Linked DNA regions of Homo sapiens: all the other regions are linked to region 1. The links are chromatin contacts, found by Hi-C or POLR2A ChIA-PET in ENCODE. All regions are on one chromosome and are shown on one strand. Each heading gives the region's core, a stretch centred on a gene start or an enhancer-like site at or near the end of the contact. The rest is flanking DNA. Distances are from core to core; before and after follow the strand shown.

Region 1 (3,615 bases), core at 472-2,971:
GCTCACCGCAACCTCCGCCTCTTGCGATCAAGCAATTCTCCCACCTCAGCCTTATTTATTTATTTATTTATTTATTTATTTTTTGAGCTGGAGTCTCGCTCTATCACCCAGACTGGAGTGCAGTGGCACGATCTCGGCTCGCTGCAACCTCCACCACCCGGGTTCAAGAAATTCTCCCGCTCAGCCTCCTGAGTAGCTGGGATCACAGGCACACGCCACCAGGCCCGGCTAATTTTTGTATTTTTAGTAGAGACAGGGTTTCACCATGTTGGCCAGGCTAGTCGCAAACTCCTGGCCTCAGGTGATCTGCTGGCCCAGGTGATCTGCTGGCCTCGGCCTCCCAAAGTGCTGGGATTACAGGCTGAGCCACCGCGCCCGGCCCTTAGCCTCATTTAATCATCACAAGAAACTCTCTGTCTTCAGTAGGTACAATGAGATCACATCTTAAGGATGGAGATGGGAGTTAAATTCCAAAGTTAGGATAAAGGCAAAAGTGGTGTAATAAAAATTACCTAATTTATTTATTTATTTGAGACAGAGTCTTGCTCTGTTGCCCGGGCTGGAGTGCAATGGCGCTATCTTGGCTTACTGCAACCTAAGTCTCCCGGGTTCAAGTGATTCTCGTGCCTTAGCCTCCCGAGTAGTTGGGATTACAGGTGCGCCTCCATGCTCAGCTAATTTTTGTATTTTCAGTAGAGATGGGGTTTCACCATACTGGCTAGGCTGGCCTAGAACTCCTGACCTCAAGTGATCTGCCCGCCTCGGCCTCCCAAAGTGCTGGGATTACAGGCGTGAGCCACCATGCTCGGCAAAAACAACAACAACAACAACAAAACAAACAAACAAAACTACCTAATTTAAACACTGAAGTGAGATTGCCTGCTCACCGAGGAACGTATGGCCGTTGGGTGAAATGGGAGGGGACTTATAAACTCCCCTCCCACCCACAGCTCCCATGTTTGACTTGAAATAAGTTAACTACGATATGACTCTGCTTGACTGTTGTCCTCCTCGTTTTAGGGATGAGGGAGTGGAGCCATGAAGTGGGCAGGTAGAAGGGCAGAATGGAGGCCGGCTCCCTGCAGGTTGTGGAGCGAAAGGTCCAGACTAAGGCAGGAGCTGAGGGACAGGGTCCTGAAGCTGAGACGAGATCGCAGCGGGGGCTTCTAATTCCTCAGGGAGCCAAAGGACAGAGGGCTGAACCCTATTCCACATCTCCCCCGATCCGCGACCCTTTCCCAACTGGCTACTCACCTGCTCTGACCGCTCCAGGTTTCCCTAGCCACAGTTACCGCCGCGGTCCCTGCGTTGCTAGGTTACCCGCCAATCTCAGAAGGCGAGACTCGGTGTCTGACTGACCTTTCTTTTCACCATTCAATTTATTGTTCCGCTCAGTTGTCCCCACCTCCTGAAGTCTGACCAATCAGAAGCACCGCCATTTTGACCTTTCACCAATGGAAAGACTTGGGACTCCCTCTGGGTTGGACTCAACGAGTAAGGCGGGGAACAAGGGAGGAGTAAGGGGCGTGGATTCTTCGTCCCGCCCCTTCTTAAGGAGGCGGGCAGGGAGTACCGCATCGGCGGCGGGCGAGACCTGCGGAAGGACGTGATAGTTGGCCAATCAGAGTTCATCACGGTAGCCCAGTTAGCCAGTAGGACGCTGTGAAGGGGAAATGGGGCGGGGCCAGCGGGGTTGAGAGGACGGTAGGCGGTGGATAGGAGAGCTGGCGCAGCTGCCCTGGTGGCAGTGGCTGAAGTGGCGGCGGCTTCGGCGGCTGCGGCGGCTGCAACAGCTTCGGGCTCGGGGTTTTGGCGGCGGCGCCGGCGGGCTAGGCTGCGCGGTGCGGACCCCGGCGCGCGGTCCGGGTTGCTGGGGCGGCGCGTGTAAGAATCCGAGGGATGCGACGGCTTGGCCCGAGGGAGAGGGCAGGGATCAGGGGTCAGAGGACGCGGAGTAAGGGGTTGCGGCGCAGCACTCTGGTGTGGGAGGTGGGCCGTACGGGCCCAGAGGGGGCGCAGGGAAGTCTCCACCGCGCTTCTCTCCGTCCAGCCCGGGCCGGGGCTTTGCACCCTCTCTCCTCGCCCCCGACTTCTTAGGGCGACCCTCACGTGGGCTCCCAGCCAGGGGCTGGGAGCACGTGGAGCTGGAGCCAGCTGTCCTGCCTCCTTCTTCCTCCCTCCCTCGCTCTTCTCCCTGGCGCCCTTAGGTGACCCCACAGGAGTCTTGTGCCTGGGTCAGGCTGCCCCAGCGGACAGCGGGATGGTAGCTGAACCTCTTCCCCTAGGCCCTTTCCCCAGCGCTGGCCAGTTGGGTCCTCTGTAGAGGCAGAAGCAAAGCCCGCGGAGGGAACACTGGACCAGGACGCAGGAGTCCCGGGTTCTAGCCCTACTCCTCCACTGTGTGACCTTGGGCAAGTCTCTTCCCCTCTCTGGGCCTCATTTTTGTCTGTCTGGAAAAATGACGTGTTTGAATTCAAATCAGGGGACTGGTTCTAGTCGTAGGTGTATATAGGGTAATGGTTAAGCAGGCAGGGTCCCTGATTCAGACTGCCTGGGTTGAAACTTATAAAAGGCAAGTTAACCACTCCAAGCTTCAATTTCCTCATTCCTAAAGTGGGGATATTAGCTAAGATAGGATTTTTCAACAGCAGCTCAGTTGACATTTTGAGCCACATAATTCTGTTTCGGGAGGTCTCACCTGTGCATTGAAGCAAGTTCAGTGGCATACCTGGACTCCACCCACCAGCAATCCCCCCACTCCCAAGTTGTGACAGTCAAGATGTCTCCAGACATTGCCGATGTCCCCATGGGGGCAAAAATCACCCCAGTTGAAAGCCAGTGGGCAAAGGCAGTACAGGCAGGCAAGCAGTCATATATTAAACAGTTAAACAACCGTGTTGAAGCATTTGAATGCGAGGACTTTAATCTATGGTGGCAGATATCATGAAAATTATGCATGAACAACCCCCCTGCCTCTTTTTTTTTAGCTCATCATTAATGGTAGTGTATTTTATGTGTGGCCCAAGATAGTTCTTCCAGCGTGGCCCAGGGAAGCCAAAAGGTTGGACAGCCGTGAGTTAAAACATAGAAACCACTAGCCATTATGATAATGGTAACATTAAGAAACCTCTTCTCTGTGAGTTAATAAATTCTCCTGCCTTCAAAGTAAACATGGGAGATAATTGTCAAAGCTGAGTAATGGATACAAGGAAGTTCACGTATATATTCTCTGCACTTTTGAGAATGTTTGAAAATATCTGTGGTAAAAAGTTAAACCAAAACGACAATACAACCATAATTCTTAAGACTGCCAAATAGTAGTGTCTCATCTGGGATTTCCTCTTCTGCCTTTCCACTGCTGAGATTTAAAAGCAAAATAAATCCCCAGATCTGGAGGAAACTTAAGAAAAAAAAACTCACAGGAAGTGTGCTGGGCAGAGAGCTACGGGCTTAGCAGCAAGTAGAATGATGTTTACTTTCGCTGCCTTGTTTCAAAACGTTGTACTGTTCCCTGTGGATGCACAAGGATTTGCTTGGAGTTGTTCCAATGATTCGAGGAAGAAGTCAGTTGCTCAGCTGCCATTGACTAGGTCAGTTGGGAGGCAAAGTGGGTTG
Region 2 (3,615 bases), core at 318-2,817, 3.0 Mb after region 1:
TCTTTTTTTCTTTTGAGACAGAGTTTCGCTCTTTTTGTCCAACCTGGAGTGCAATGGTGCAACCTCGGCTCGTCGCAACCTCCACCTCCTGGGTTTAAGCGATTCTCCTGCCTCAGCCTCCTGAGTAGCTGGGATTACAGACTTGCACCACCACGCCCAGCTAATTTTGTATTTTTAGTAGAGACAGGGTTTCTCCATGTTGGTCAGGCTGGTCTCAAACTCCCGACCTCAGGTGAGCCACCCACCTCCGCCTCCCAAAGTGCTGGGATTACAGGCATGAGCCACCACTCCCAGCCACCCCTACTTCTTTTTAAGTACAGGGTATTTCCTAATCATAGTAAAAATCATTCAGGACTACTTCATCTACAAATCCTCAATCCATCTGATCAAATTCACCTTAACCACATTCAAAAGCATCACGAAAATATTAAGCCCACAATGCTAAATAAACTTTGGCTGAACTGCATAAAGAGAAATATTTATATGTTCTAGAGAATATGAAAAGATTCACAAGATTGTTTAAAAAATCAAAAGCTTGTTAAAAATAAAATATGACTGAAATATAATAAGCTAGAAATAATTTTTTTAATTTACTGGAACTTCCAATCAAGATGGCATCATAAATTGCTTTGAAAACCCACCCTGTTTCAAATACAAAGCAACAACAGGCAAAATCCTGGAGAAGACATTTTAAAGACCTACCTAACTAAAAAAGACCAGCATCACCATGAAACAGAAATATGTAACAGAGAGTGGGCAGAAGGTATAGGGCTGCTAGGCTCTGGTTTCAGAAGGAACCAGTGAAGGCCTAGGTTTCAGATCCTATAGAAACAGGAATAAAAGTGGCCCACCTAAGATAAGGGACTGAGGCCGAAATTGGGCTGAAAACAAACTGCTACTAACAGCTGCCTGGGGGTAAGTAAGCTGTGTGGACTTTCAGGAAGTATGTCTTCTCAGAAACTGAGTGCCTAGGAAAGTGAGAATACTAGGGCTTCAGCCACACTATCCCACTGCCTGGCCAACTGGAACAAAGATGCAGGTGTATCTACCATCAGTGGGAGACAAGTGCCCTCTGCTGCCAATCTAAGACCTTGGTGGGGGTGGGGGCAACAGGGAGAAGCAGTTAAGAATACGTGCAAAACCACTAGAAGGGACTGTGGGGAGTGGGGGGACTTCCCAGTCAAAGCTGTACCATGACATAAAGAAAACGAATAAAAACACAGCAACTGAAATACAAAATCCCTTCAAACAAAATAGAAACAGAAAAGCCTGAAAATAGTATGCTTAAAATTTTTTTCTTTTTTTGAGATAGAGTCTGGCTCTGTCACCCAGGCTAGGGTAGCACAATCTCGGCTCACTGCAACCTCCGCCTCCCAGGTTCAAAGCGATTCTCCTGCCTCAGCTTCCCAAGTAGCTGAGATTACAGGTGTGCGCTACCACACCAGCTAATTTTTGTATTTTCAGTAGAGACAGGATTTTGCCATGTTGGCCAGGCTGGTCTTGAACTCCTGACCTCAAGCGATCCACCCACCTCAGCCTCCCAAAGTGCTGGGATTACAGGCGTGAGCCACTCTTTTACTCTTTATAAAAGAGTAAAATTTCTTTTATAAAGGGAAAAAAAATCACAACAAGCAGAAGTGAAACAAGGCTAGGTGGAAATGAAAAAGAATTTAAAAGCTAAAGAATGAATATTTTAACTCAAAGTAAGTTTTAAATAATTTTAAAATAAGCAATGGAAATGAAAAACTGAGTAAGAGATAAAATGTAAACAGTAAAAATTGAAAAGGAGTTAATAAACTAGAGAATAATAATGAAGAATTTAACTAGAAAGTTGCAGAGGCAAAGAAGTTTTAAAGATATATTATGGAGGCCAGAAAACAAGGTTCAATGATATATTTAACAGCAGTTTCAGAACAAGCAAAGAGGCAATGAGAAAAGAAAAAATTACACTGAATCATATATTATCCAGATCAACAACATAACAAAGAAAATTATAACCTAATGGATAATCTAACTTTCAAGTAGCAAGAAAAAAAATTACTGGTTGAACTCATCTAGCTTAATTTTTAAATTATATTTTTTACTGTTGACCTCACTTTAGAGGGCCAAATTGTGTACAGAATACATGCTACCCAAGAACACCACAGAGGTCCTCTGGGTGTTTCCACAGAGCAAAATTGAAAACAGGGCCAATAAGTAAGGTGCAATTAACAAAAAAAAAAAAAGTCTGACTGGCCCAGTCTTCGGCTTCGGCTGCAACTTAATAGTCCTTTAAATTCAGTTTCTAACACCCAGAGAAATGACACATGAGATAAGAGTGCTTTCTTTCCAAAACGGTGGCAATAAAACTTGTGATTGGGGTAGAAGAGTACTAGAATAGTAGATTACAGAATTGAGTAACAGGATTTCTTGTTAACTAAAACCAAATATACAATCAAAAAGCAAACCTACTGCCATCAACACAATTTATTCAATCAGAAGTATCTTTTAACCTTTCTCTCCAAATTTAAAATAAATAGAAAAGTAATAATGCTGATAATTTAGGCTGCATTTATATTATAAAATTTTAACTCTCTTTTTGGTGGTCCAGCTGTGTCTACATAGCTTAAGAATCTGATGGTTTTATCTAAACTAGTTAAGACATACAGCTGGTTAAAGTTTTGTGTATTTTAGGGGCACTATCAGATTAATAAAAGTGCATTAATTTTAGCATTAGACAGACATGTCTTCAAAATTTGAAGGCATTTATATCTAGTTATATACTTAGTAATTCTTTTTGATGGGAATACATATCAATGGGAATCTTTCAAAGATATATAGTAGTTTGAACAGTAACCATATTAAGTCTGAAAACACAAACAATAAGACAGAACATCAGTTCAGTGTCTCTCTCTCAAGACAAAGCATACTCTTTGCTGGTGATAAACAGCACACTCACTTTACTTTAGTCTAAGCCTCCACCCACATAATCCTTAAAATTATATTAAGCTCCGGTGGATGAAAATACAGCAGCAGTCCTGCAGCCTAACTGCAAAGATGAAACCGTGTACTCGGCTGAAGGGCTGGTCTCCCTAACTAGCACGGTTCAGTCAGCATCTATCTGACAGCACAAGATACACAGCACACGCTTTCTTTAGTTATCTGTACATGTCAGTAGGACTCTGGCCCACTGCCATAAGGAACTCTATCTCTGTTCTCTGCTTTATCTCGTTGTCCATTCTTCAGTCATTTAGCACAACCACTACTTTATTTTCATCAGTAAGATGTTCTTCTGGGACACAAATGGGAGCTCCAACTGCTTCAAAAGCAGTTACTTGGCCAGGCGTGGTGGCTCACCCCTGTAATCCCAGCATTTTGGGAGGCCGAGGCGGGCGGATCACCTGAGGTCAGGAGTTCAAGACCAGCCTGACCAACATGGAGAAACTCCATCTCTACTAAAAATACAAAATTAGCCGGACATGGTGGCGCATGCCTATAATTTCAGCTACTCGGGAGGCTGAGGCAGGAGAATCATTGAACCCAGGATTCGGAGGTTGTGGTGAGCAGAGATTGTGCCATTGCACTCCAGCCTGGGCAATAAGAGTGAAACTCCGTCTCAAAAAAAGAAAAAAAGGA
Region 3 (3,615 bases), core at 336-2,835, 2.3 Mb after region 1:
GACACATCAATCAAGGCAGAATGCAGAATCTAAACTCAATTCCTATCTCCATCATTTACCCACAGGGTGACTAGGGTGGCAGCCTCCAAGATGGCCTTCAATATTTCCCACCCCTTGGCATTCCCAACTTTGTTCAAGTCCCTCCCTTGTTGTATCAGGATTGGGCAGTGTGACCCACAGAATATGGCAGAAGTGATAGTATGTCACCTCTGAGGTTAGGTCATAAAAGAGAGTATGGCTTCTTCCTTCTCTCTTGAATCACTTGCTCTGGAGGAAGCCAGCTGCCATATTGTGAGGATGTCAGGCAGCTCTGAGGAGAACCTCACATGGCAACAAACTGAGGCCTCTTACCAAACAGCCAAGGCAGATCCTTCACCCTAGTCCAGACTTCAGATGTGGGCCAACCATTTACCAACACTTTAAAGTTCTGGTAATTTGTCAATGCTTTAAGGAATTAATTTATGTAAAGTGTCTGGTATTTAGAAAAAACTGCTTATACATTTGCTATTATTTACAAAATTATTTTATTTAAACACCACAATCCCCTAAGAGAAAGACTATTATTCCCATCTTACAAATGATCATACTGAAGCTTAGAGAGGTCAAGCAAATTACATAAGGTCATATAGTTAGCTATGGTCGTGTAACAAGTTAGTCCAAAAGTTAGCTGCTTAAAAAAGAAAAAAAATCTTATCATTTCTGTGAATCAAGAATTCTGGAGTGGCTTAACTGGGTGGCTCTGGCTGAGGGTTTCTCAGAAGGTTCCAGTCAAGATATTGGATTTTATTTTGAGATGGGATTTTGCTCTGTTGCCCAGGCCACAGTGAGCTATGTTTGTGCCATTGCCCTCCAGCCTGGGTAGCGGAGTGAGATCTCATCTCAAAATATAAAATAAATAAAATAAACGGAGGCTCAGAGAGGTAAAGTAACTTACCTAAGACCATACAGCTGCTAAGTGGCAGAGCTGGGATTGTGAACCGAGTAATCTGAGAGCCCCACTCGTCACTATGCTCTGCGCTGTCTCATGTATCAAGGACTTAGCTGGTTCCAGACATGTAGAAATCACTCAGTCAACATTAGCTAGTATCACAAAATGATTTTTGCTATTTCTTAATAACTCTTGCTGGTATTAATTCTCAAGTAACTAGTAAGTTCATTCCGTTGATCAATTAATGCTTTACCATAGAATTCTTTTTATCTCTGAGACCTTCCTTGATTTGTTCTAAGTTTGAGCTCCACCAGCCAGGAAACCCAGAGCTCACACGTTACCTACGCATGCTTCAGGCACTCCGCTACACACTTTACTAATGCTACCTCAGTTAATCCACCACCAGCCTCTGGTAATATCATGATCTTCATTTTACAGATGGGGAAACTGAGGCAATGGGGCAGCTGAGCAGGAGTTCCCCGTCCAAAGTCAGGTGGCTTTCACTGCCCATGCTGTAACCTACCATAGTTGCAGACCTGGCTCACAGGCATATCAGAAGGCCAGGGAAAAATCTTTCAATTTAACCACACCAAGACGCTCTCTGAATCTGGTCCTTTCTAAGCATATCTAGTGGTTTCCACCAAAACACATTTCCCAAGGCCTTCAGAGCAGCTTCTCGGCTCTATGAAACCCCCTAGCTGGGGCCTTCCTTCCTGTTTTAAGAAGTGAAAGCATAGAGACACCAGCCCAGGCCCAATATAGTTTCAGATCTAAATTTAACAACAATAACTCGGCTCCAGCCTGACCCTGCAGAGAAGAAAGGGGAGCAGGGAAAAAAAAAAAAAAAAGCAACGACTAATTCTTCACAAATTAGGACAATAATAAAGTTCCTTTCAAGTGTCAGCGCATATTCTTAGCAAGAGCGTAACACCTAAATCAAGTCCAGGCTGTAAAAACGGCATAATAGCAGGAAGCCAGGCTACAGGCCTGACTTCCTCTGGGGAGACAGGGGATTTGTGGGGGTGTCCGCAGGCTGGACAGGCAGGGATGGAGCCAGGCAGGGCCCAGCTCACTGGGAGGCACACACCTCTGTCTGGCCTCCACACTGAGCCCCATCTGGGGTTGCCCATACAGCCCCCTGCATAGGCCTTTGGCACTAGAGCTTTTAACAGTCATCAGCGTACTTCTTGTCCACCCTCTCAGCCTGTCTTCTTAGAATGGCCCAAGTGCACCTCTGAAAATGCTAGTCAAATGGGCAAAATGCACCTCGTGGAACAACACGAACAGGGAGCCCAATGGCCCAAGGGCCCAGCTGCTGCGCTCTGGAGCTCCCTGCATGAACAGGAGGCCGTGTGTTCTGTGGGCCATCCCCAGCCAATGTCTGAAAACGGCAGCATACTAAGGCAGGCCCGTTCCTGGGAGACGCAGAATTCCTTTCATAGTTCAAGGGCTCCCCATGGCTTTGATGAATCTTTCTTGGACAGCTTGGCAGCTTGGGATGCTTCCACCCAAGCTTCTCTGTATCTCCTTCACTAGGAATCAGACCTGTATACCAGTCCTCCAGCTAGCTCTCCTGCCTTTCCCAGCTCTCTCTCCATTTTCTCTCCAACAGGCACTTCTCCTAAAAAAAGCTTTCCACATTTAATCTCGTCTTGGCACCTGCATCTTGGAGGACCCAGATGAGCACATTGGGTGGTGTCGCTTCTCACTGTAACACCCTTCCAGGAGTTTCTTTTTTTGCCAGAAGAAAATCTAAATTCCTTGCACTGGCCTACAAGGCCCATGACACTTCTCTAACCCCAAATACTCTTCTCCTCCCCTTGATGGCATTCTTGCTATTCCTTGAACATCCCAAATTGTTTCTGCCTCGGGGCCTTTGCACCTGCTCTTTCTGCTGCCCAGACCACTCTTCTCTGGGCCTGGAAGCTTCTCACTCATCCAGCAGGTCTCAGCTTAAACATCACCTCCTCAGAGAGGTCTTACTTGATCGAAACAGGCTTCCTGTCTGTGCTCCCCAATCAATACCTACTCCTTACGCTGCGAAAACACATCAGACTTTGCACTTAGTTGATTTGTCTGACAGCCCTTCTTGAATGTAAGCATCTTGAAATATCATAGCCAGCATTTACTGAGGACTGACAAGGGGCCAGGCACTGGGTAAGAGCATCACATGTTTTAACTCATTCGATCCTCTCCCAATCCCTGTGAAGTGTAGGTAGTACTGTTGTTGCAGATGAAGAAACTGAGGCACAAGAATAAATGAATTTCCTGGGGTCATAAAACTGGGCAGCAGAAGAGCAGGGCCTGGATTCAGGCTCTCTGGCTCCAGCATCTGCCACCTCTGTGGGGATGCCGTTTTGCCTCTTGTGAAAAGATGACACCACTGTATACCAACAAGGATTTCCAGGGCTTCGCCCTGTGTCTGGCACTGAGTACACACTTTGCAAAATAGAGCTGCCAGAGGCGTTTAAACAACAGCAACTCCATCTTCAATAGGGGCTGGGTAAAATAAGGCTAAGACCTTACTATGCTGCATTCCCAGAAGGTTAGACATTCTAAGTCACAGAATGAGATGAGAGGTCAGCACAAGATACAGGTCATAAAGACCTTGCTGATAAAACAGGTTGCATTAAAGGAGCTGGCCAAAACCCATCAAAACCAAGATGGTGACGAGAGTGACCTCTGGT

What was found. A loop is a pair of places that touch in the nucleus more often than their neighbours do. ChIA-PET counts read pairs that join two places held with the same protein, here RNA polymerase II (POLR2A). Pooled maps may share reads with other maps.
Region 2: a pooled map shows a loop between it and region 1 (2.4-fold over the local background). The contact joins the enhancer-like site here to the promoter of TPCN1 in region 1. A Hi-C loop is called at or near these places in 2 of 50 pooled maps. POLR2A ChIA-PET finds 5 or more read pairs at or near these places in 3 of 52 experiments (A673, AG04449 and H1).
Region 3: a pooled map shows a loop between it and region 1 (2.9-fold over the local background). The contact joins the enhancer-like site here to the promoter of TPCN1 in region 1. A Hi-C loop is called at or near these places in 2 of 50 pooled maps. POLR2A ChIA-PET finds 5 or more read pairs at or near these places in 2 of 52 experiments (H1 and SK-N-SH).

Annotation. Positions count from the first base shown.
Region 1 is chr12:113,219,743-113,223,357 of GRCh38, forward strand. TPCN1 (two pore segment channel 1) reads left to right here and starts at 1,722. Exons shown (of 28, transcript NM_017901.6): 1 at 1,722-1,884. DRC10 (dynein regulatory complex subunit 10) reads right to left here and starts at 1,352. Exons shown (of 5, transcript NM_001330452.2): 1 at 1,255-1,352. RefSeq lists an enhancer at 951-1,100 and a silencer at 3,422-3,615.
Region 2 is chr12:116,194,169-116,197,783 of GRCh38, forward strand. All of the region lies in intron 2 of MED13L (mediator complex subunit 13L), which reads right to left. Among named protein-coding and RNA genes, the nearest start is that of MIR620, 47 kb to the left of the region's middle. RefSeq lists an enhancer at 3,016-3,310 and a silencer at 3,016-3,310. Within about 2 kb of position 1,568, at least 3 of the 41 ENCODE cell types and tissues checked have a DNase peak (open chromatin) inside an H3K27ac peak, as active enhancers do.
Region 3 is chr12:115,502,791-115,506,405 of GRCh38, forward strand. All of the region lies in intron 2 of LOC105370003 (a long non-coding RNA gene), which reads right to left. Among named protein-coding and RNA genes, the nearest start is that of LINC02463, 380 kb to the right of the region's middle. Within about 2 kb of position 1,586, at least 5 of the 41 ENCODE cell types and tissues checked have a DNase peak (open chromatin) inside an H3K27ac peak, as active enhancers do.